Regions from separate parts of the Homo sapiens genome. Here region 1 is linked to region 2. A link is an interaction called in ENCODE POLR2A ChIA-PET data of the cell type or tissue named here. Cell type or tissue: HCT116. All regions are shown on one strand. Each heading gives the region's core, and the rest is flanking DNA. Links, peaks and the distances in the headings are about the cores only. Region 1 has its middle 14 kb from the start of OR5K2. Region 2 has its middle 24 kb from the start of GPR15.

The links. Peaks named below come from ENCODE experiments on the same cell type or tissue, not always from the same donor. Only the 100,000 strongest peaks of a DNase experiment are listed, where the experiment ranks them.
Region 1: POLR2A ChIA-PET joins it to region 2 with 12 read pairs; 1 of 35 experiments calls an interaction of 5 or more read pairs at or near these places.

The regions. Positions count from the first base shown.
Region 1 is chr3:98,481,176-98,485,573 of GRCh38, reverse strand. No RefSeq gene overlaps it. Among named protein-coding and RNA genes, the nearest start is that of OR5K2, 14 kb to the left of the region's middle. In HCT116, for the core only: a CTCF peak has its summit at 3,004; DNase peaks (open chromatin) are centred at 1,693, 2,183 and 2,663; H3K4me3 peaks cover 948 bases; H3K27ac peaks cover 1,871 bases.
Region 2 is chr3:98,553,835-98,558,232 of GRCh38, reverse strand. No RefSeq gene overlaps it. Among named protein-coding and RNA genes, the nearest start is that of GPR15, 24 kb to the right of the region's middle. RefSeq lists enhancers at 1,670-1,749, 1,880-2,199, 1,251-2,450. In HCT116, for the core only: no CTCF peak of the experiment used is centred there; DNase peaks (open chromatin) are centred at 665, 1,852, 2,642 and 2,962; H3K4me3 peaks cover 3,037 bases; H3K27ac peaks cover 4,000 bases.

The DNA of each region.
Region 1 (4,398 bases), core at 311-4,310, 73 kb after region 2:
CAGGTATAAGTTGCAGGCTGTATGTTTAATGTTTAATAGAATGAATAATTAGTAAATGTTTCTTTAAGAAATATTAAAAAACAAATTGTCATTATAGAGTCTTAAGGTTTTTATAATTATTTTAAAAATTACCTTTAAAATTCAGTTTTCTGAAGTTTTGAAAGTGGGTTATTCATTAACTACCAAGGACCAAGGAGGATGAATACATTTTGATAGTATCGGGACAATATAAATGTTTGTAGGAAAATGTAACCTCTTCTACTTGTGACTCAAGAGCTACAGAAAATGGAACTAAGTTATGAATATATGTATTATGTATATGCACATGAGATATCTTTTGAATACAGGTAGTTAATTTATTGTATATTTTTGTTGTTTTTGTATCACCCCATACATTTTTTCTTGCTATAATTTAGTACGTATCTTTTGAAGAAAGGAATAAGTTCAGCCCACTAACAAGGCTATTCCCTTTGAAAAAGAAATAGAAAATTATATTTTCAAATAGTTAAAATTTTATTATTTATTTTAAATTTTATTTAAATAAACACATTTATGAGATTTCAAATGATAGAAGTAATTCATCATAATATCAGTTTTAAATCTTTGAAAGACAGGCAAGACTGACACATCAAAAGGTAGAATAAGGTCTTTTATTTGCTCTGATACAGAAACAATTTCCTAGTATTACATATAACTTTTTTCTCCTCCTGTACATAATCTTAATACAGTCCCATCTTAATATATTACAATTACTACCTGAGAGTTATATTAAACTGAAAAATTAATATTTCAACAGTTAGTATGACTCTAGAGTTGAATGGGCTATAGCTATTACATTCTACTTCTCAAATGTTTAATCAGCATCACTTATGACCCAACATTTAAAATTGTGTTAGCTGGGCATGGTGGCTCGCACCTGTAATCCCAGCACTTTGGGAGGCTGATGCAGGTGGATCACTTGAGGTCAGGAGTTTGAGACCAGCCTGGCAAAAATGGTGAAACCTTGTCTCTCCTAAAAATACAAAAATTAGTCTGGTGTGGTGGCAGGCCCTTGTAATCCCAGCTACTTGGGAGGCTGAGGCAGGATAATTATTTGAACCCAGGAGGCAGAGTTTGCAGTGAGCCAAGATCACACCACTGTACTCCAGCCTGGGCAATGGAGTGAGACTCAGTCTCAAAATAAATAAATAAATAATAAAATAAAATTAAATTAAATGTTGAAATAGGCTTGCTGATAAAGCATACTTGTACAAATAAACAGGGCCAACTCTAGAGCACTTTTCCTGAGCTGGAAATGTGTAGGAATTGAAGACTAATATGATCTGAAGGGGCATGATCTGTGGAAGGGAGATATATGGTGTCCCCAGAGATGAATGTATAAAATAAATATTCTCGAGTCTACCAAACTTTGGATACTCAGTTAGTTGGCAATTCATCCTGGATGACAGGAAATGGCATATTAAGATTTAGGTAATACCTCAATAATTAAAATGTAAAAAGAAAGTGTTAGCAACATTAAACATTTCTACAAATTAGTTTTTCTTTTTTGAAAATAATGGCAGACAGGAGGCAGGACTAACTTGCAGCTCCCTCTCTGATGGACAGAACAGCATATGGAGACTCACATAGTGAGTCCAAGAACTCCAAGAACTAGCACAGGAACATACGAGGAAAACTGAAAGAATCCACAGACCTTTTGAAAGAAGTAGCTTGCTGATGCAAACTTTGTGAAACAGCTGAAAAAGTGTGAGTGCCCAAAGTGTGAGTGGGGAAGGTCCACCTCCTAACACACATCCTCACATCCTCACCGGGGAACCTGAAAACCCAGATCATGGGAGAAGAATTTAACCTTACCTAGAGCTGAAAAGAATTTAGAGAGCTGAACAAAATATAAAAGTAGAAGAAGTACTGAAAAAGCCCTGTAGGTATTCCTGGTTCGCAGGGAAGCCATTTCTGACTTTATCTCACTGAAGTCACTGGGTAGGACTGCCAGTGGAATTGGGGAAGGACAGGTAGAAGAAAACTTTCAGCTGAACTTTGTAATAATTTTGACCAAGTGCAAATTTTCCTGGGCAGAATCCTGGGTGGAGGGAATGGGAAGTACAGACAGGAGCACAGAAGCTGTGGCAGGTAAGGAGGGGTGGGGCCTGAAAGCCCTGCTTGCTTTCTCAGCTAGAAAACATGCAGCCTGGGGCAATATCCCAGCACTGTTCGTTGGCTGCCTGGATATAAACTAGGTGCTATTGGTGGGGTATGGTGGGATTGAGACTGTCCTTGCTGGCTGCATAGGAGACGAGTGAGGCTTGTCATTGCCAGCTTTCTCCACTTCCCTGAGAACCTGTATGATGCAACAGAGGCAGACATTATGCCCCTGGGAACATAGGTCCATTGGCCTGAGAACCACACCCCCATCACCCACAGCAGCTGCAGCAAGTCCCACACAAAGAGAGTCTGAGCTCAGACACCACTAACCTGCCCCTACTTGATGGTCTTTCTCTACCCACTCTGATAGCCAAAGAAAAAAGATACTATCTTTTGGAAGCTCTGTGGCCCTGCCCATCACTTGAGAAACCCAAATATTTATCCAAGTGACATTAGAGCAAGCTTGTATCTCCCCTATACTACTGCAGTTGATGCTGTCTTGAAACTGCCATCTCCTGGCTGGAGGCCAACACACTCAAGTGATTATATCAACTCATAAAAGAAAAGTCCTGCTCCAGGAAATGAGAAAACAACAGCTAATTCCACCACCGAAACATCCTGGCTAACCAGAGGTCCTGAGTCTGTCCAGGTACAACTTCACTGCTAGCACAACCAACATTCAAGAAAATCAGCACACTAAAAACTACAACCATGGACCCTCAAAGAGTCTACTTCATATCCCTGCTACCACCACTGGCCCAGGTGCTGGTATCCACAGCTGAGAGACTTGAAGATGGATCACATGACAGGACTCCTTGCAGACACTCTTCAGTACCAGCCCAGAGCTCAGTAGCGCTGCTGGGTGGCTAGACCCAGAAAAGCAGTGACATCCACTGCAGTCAGAATCTCAGGAAGCCCCATTCCTAAGGGAAGGGGGAGAGCACACATCAAGGGATCACCCTGTGGGACAAAAGAATCTGAATATCAGCTCTTGAGCCCCAGATCTTTCATTTGATATAGTCTACTCAGATAAGAAGAAACCAGAAAAACAATTCTGGTAATATGACAAAGCAAGGTTCTTTAGCACCCCCAAAAGATCACACTAGCTCACCAGCAATGGATCCAAACCCAGAAGAAATCTCTGAATTGCCAGAAAAAGAATTCAGAAGGTCGATTATTAAGCTATTCAAGGAGGCACCAGAGTAAGGTGAAAACCAACTTAAAGAAATGAAAAAATAACACAGGATATGGATGAAAAATCTCCAGAGATATAGGTAGCATAAATCAAAAACAATCACAACTTATAGAAATGAAAGACACACTTAGAGAAGTGCAAAATACACTGCTAACTTTCAAAAATAGAATTAAACAAGTCAAAGAAAGAACTTCAGAGCTTGAAGACAAGGCTTTTGAATTGCCTTTGAACAAGGCTTTGAATCTGACAAAAGAAAAGGAATAAATGAAAAATGACCAAAGCCTCCAAGAAGTTTGTGATTATGTTAAGCAATGGAACCTAAGAATAATTGCTGCCCCTGAGGAAGAAGATAAATCTAAAAGTTTGGAAAACTTATTTGAGGGAATAATCAAGAAAAATTTCCCTGGCTTTGCTAGAGATCTAAACATTCAAATACAAGAAGCTAAAAGAACACCCTGGAAGTTCATCACAAAAACATTTCATCACCTAGGCACACATTCATTGAGATATTTAAAGTTAAGATGAAGGAAAGAATATTAAGAGCTATGAGGCAATACATCAGGTAATCTATACAGGAAAATCTATCAGATTAACAGATTTGTCAGCAGAAATCCTTCATGCTAGAAGGGATTGGAGTCCTATCTTTAGCTTCCTTAAAGCACTTATCAGCCAAGAATTTTATATCCAGCAAAAGTAATCTTCATAAATGAAGGAAAGATACTGTCTTGAAAATTAATAAGGATATTCAAGACTTGATCTCAGCTCTGGACCAAGCGGACCTAATAGACATCTACAGAATTCTCCACCCCAAATCAAGAGAATATACATTCTTTTCAGCACCACATAGCACTTATTCTAAAATTGACTACATAATTGGAAGTAAAACACTCCTTAGCAAATGCAAAAGAATGGAAATCACTCACTCAAAACCACATGACTAAATGGAAACTGAACAACCTGCCCCTGAATGACTACTGGGTAAATAATGAAATTAATATGAATTAAAATGAAGAAATAAATAAGTTCTTTGAAACCAATGAGAACAAAGACAAAATGTACCA
Region 2 (4,398 bases), core at 290-4,289:
CCACTGTGGCACACGTTTACCTGTGTAACAAACCTGCACATCCTGCACGTGTATCCCAGAACTTAAAATAAAATAAAATTAAATTTAAAAAAATGTTTGCAAACCACTGAGCTGAGTCTTTATCAAGACGGGAGGATGGGTGGGGAAGAGAAAGATGTGTCTCTAATTCACTTACAAAGTTGCAGTTTCTCCTTAGATCTTCAATTCTCCCACCCACATAATCCCACATATTTTAAGTACTAAATGCCCTCATCTTCTGTATTTCTGTTTGTTCAAATTTTCTTTTTTTTTCCTACCGTTAAAAACTCATCTCAGAGTAAAAAAATGAGTGGTTGTGGGGAGTAGGGGGGATTAATAGGTGGCACACAAAGGATTTTTAGGGCAGTGAAACTACTCTGTATGATACTGTAATGGTGGATGTATGTCATTACGCATTTGTCCCAATCCATAGAATATACAACACCAGGAGTGAGCCCTAATGTAAACTAACAACTTTGGGTTATTACAATGTGTCACAAAAAAACCTCATCTCATATCCTTTGTCATATTAAGGTGCAAATAACTGATGAAAAATTCAAGTGCTACAAGGAAGCTGTGTAGCTGACAGGCTAAAGCTCCAGTTCAGCTTGCAAGTGGGTGTGAGAGTCTACGGCAGCTCACAACCTTCCCATGAATCATAAGAGGATGGGAGTGGAGATGAGAGGTGAGAGGCAAAACTGAAAGAGGAGAGGATTTGATTTGAAGGCACAAGATTTGGGTTCTGGTGGTGGCTCTATCACTTCCTGGATGAGTGATCTTGAGAATTCCCTGAAACTCGTTTTTCTCACCTGAGTAACAAGCTTAAGAATAGCACATTCTATCTGTGCTTTAATGAGGATAAATTGAGATAATATATGAGGACATGCTTCACTAATTGTAGTTATACAAAAATGCTGGTTATTGGTCACAAAAAAGGCAGATGTGCTTTTGAAACATTCAGACTACGGTTTGACAATGGGGCCAGTCTGCCTGTATTCCATCATTTTTACTCTCCTTTTCTATTAACTCCATGTGTCCACTTTCTCATCCTAAAATTGGAATAAAAATATTTACTCTCCTGGTTGCTTAAAGGATTGAAATAGAAATGCATGTAAAGTAGAAAAGTATCTGTCTCTCCCCGTCTCTACTCCAGTAAGTGATCAACCAAAGTTGTTGCAATTTCCTTCCAAAATCCACAGGCAATGACATTAATCTGTGTTATGCTCAATCAAAAGGCATGCCCCAGTGACCCAGAAAAGAAGAAACCTGTGACATTCCCATTATTTCCCACAGGGCACTGATCACTTTCTACTTCTCCTAGCTCACCGTGTCCATCACTCATTCCTCAACCCTTTGGGTGGGAATGAGGCATTTGCCCCTACCAGTCTATTAAAATTGCACCTAAATTTACCTTAGAGGAAGTAAATTATAAAGAGCTCTTTGGACTGTTAAAAGTGAAGTGATGTATTTAGAAAGCGAGAGAATTTAAAAATACAGAACCATGATCAATTCTGTTTTAACTTGCAGTATATAGTTGAGAGCATGGTGTACAGGTGGGAACTGGAAAAACTGATTATTTGTTACAGTTGTTATATTTCTGAAAAAGGTGTTTATTCTTGTTTTCTTCACATCTGTTTCCAGTTGCCACTTGTCTTCTTGGGTGGAAATAACTTCTTTTCTATGAACTGGCAGAGTTTCTCTGGGTGTGGGGAGGTTCTGAACTTTGCGTGAGAGTGCTCTCCTTAGTTCAGTAATGAGATCAGTCACCAAGTCACCCCTTTGCTCTCTGGTGATGGCTGCCACCTCTTGCTTTCATGAGAAATGATAAAGCAAATGAGTCAGTGCCTAGGACCCTTCAAGAATGGCACGCGATGCTCAGCTAACCTCAAACCTTAGCTCTAGCTAAGGAGGTTTCAAAAAAAAGCCTTTGAGAAACTCTCCTTCCAGAAATACAGGCATGCATCTGGCTTCCTTCTCTTTTTCTCTATTGGCCTTTTATTTGGCGTTCTGGATTTCATTTAACTTTTTAAAAACACTGAAGTATGATTTTTAGTTTGAATAAAAAAGCAGTGATGTAGTAACCTGTGATCTTCCCCTTTAAGGTAAGATTCTGCAAAATTTTATGAAAAGACAATGTAGTTTTGCATAGTAGATGAGGGCAGAAATGTTTACTTTCCTAATTACCAGTTACCTCCTGGTCAACAAGTACAATCTGAGATCTTTTTGCTTACGTAGCGCTGTCAATTTCCTTTTTTCACCTGAGATAATCTTTTGTTTCGATAACTGTTTTCATAACCCATGCCGTGTTTTTTCCTCTGTTGTTTTTCTTTTTCTTTTTCTTTCTTTTTTTTTTTTTCAGACGGAGTTTCGCTTTTGTTGCCCAGGCTGGAGTGCAATGGCGCCATCTCGGCTCACCGCAACCTCCGCCTCCTGGGTTCAAGCGATTCCCCTGCCTCAGCCTCCCGAGTAGCTGGGGTTACAGGCATGTGCCGCCATGCCCTGCTAATTTTGTATTTTTAGTAGAGACGGGGTTTCTCCATGTTTGTCAGGCTGATCTCAAACTCTCGACCTTAGGTGATCCGCCCGCTTCAGCCTCCCAAAGTGCTGGGATTACAGGCGTGAGTCACCACGCCTGGCCCCGTTTTTCTATTTTTTAAACTACAGTAATTCTCTTTGATTTAAATATTTGTAAAGATATGTACAATAAAACTATTCTTAAATCATAGGGGAAAACAAAATATGGAGCAATAGAGCAATTCTAAATGAAATGCAAGCCTAAACTACTTTTTTAACAAGCTTTGTAAATAATCACTTGTTTGCAAAGGAGGTGGTGATTCATGTGAGAGGAGTAGAAAGAAAGATTTTGGTCCCTTTGAAATTTTATTATTGTTCTTCTAAGTACATCGTCTAGAAAGAAAGCAAACCAATAGCGTTTTGGAATTGTTTAGTCACTAATTGTATTCCATGAGCATTCTTTCTGGTTCACTGGAATTCAGTGTATAAGTCTGGGGACAAAGTGAAGCTCTGAAGTTATGAGCTTTGGACAGCAGGATGGCGAATTAAGGTGGTGGAAAAGGAAACTTTGATGTTGGAGAAACTGGTGTAGCTCAGAACGTAGAACAGAAAAAGCCAACTATTTGGCCAAAGTATCCATCTTTTAAAGAGATACAGTTTTAATCAAGTGAACAGGTAGGACTTCAGTCTGGGTGTTTATTTTTGTCTATTTATACAAATTCTTTATCACTCAGATCAAAGAGTTTGCATTAGGTAGTATTATGTTTCTATATTTTCTTAAATCAATATACACAATGAATTGTTATTAGATCATAAGAAATGCCAAACTGGATCAGATTTACAATTCATCCACCCAAATCCTACCTGTTTTAGACCAATCCAGGGATATTATGTATGGCGACCTGGTGGTTACTCTCCAGACAATTTTTAAAGTCTAGGATGAGCCTATATACAATGCCTAAAACAGTATCTGGCAAGTGTTTGGCTTGGTAATGGTTGATGTTTGTTGAACAAATGAGTGAAAGATAAAAATCTACCATCATGCAATTATCTACATTCTCCTGAAGCTAATCTTTTGTGTTATGTATCGTGTATGACAAGTCTTTTGTTCTAAGTGTATTACATTGTCTTTTTTCCCTTTTTTCTTTCCTTTCGTTAAAGTGTATTTACATTGTCTTAAAAATTACTTATCTTAAGCATCAAGAGAGTTCTTTTCCAACTTTAGTGTTACAGAATTTGATTTGATTAGTCTTAAAGCATTAGACAAGGAGGGAATGATGTACCCCCTCATTTGATGTGCTCCCCACCCCAGTTGAACCCCAGTCTTACTTGGAAGTGGAAGGATTCTGGCTCAGGTTGTAAACAGTAAACCATAAGAAGACAAACTGTTTTGCAGAGTATTTTTAGTAAGTAGCCTGGCCTACCTAAAGGATAAATGTTAATTAGTTATGATTTCTACTTAACATATGGAATGTTACAAGATTAACAGGAGCAGATAAGAAAGAGAAGCATAATTGATTAGTAATGCTGGTAAAAGGTTAATTACAGGGAATGATCTATTTCTATGAGGTAATGATTTATTACATAGATCCTAACAAAGCTTTTATAGTATATATTAATAGCACTTTGAAAGGCCTGAAGGGACTAAAAGAGGAAGGACACAGAAGCTACTTCCTTTGGCCAACAGAGAATTTGTTGACAGAGAAACTCACTACCATATTTTACAATTTCCAGGAACTGGAAGCAGTTGATTAGCCACATCTGTTGTGAGTATGGGTGTGAAGTGAGGAAGTACTTTGCCATATATTCGCTAGTCCAGTACTTTGCCATATACATATATTTCCTAAACCTTGCAGGAATTTGGCT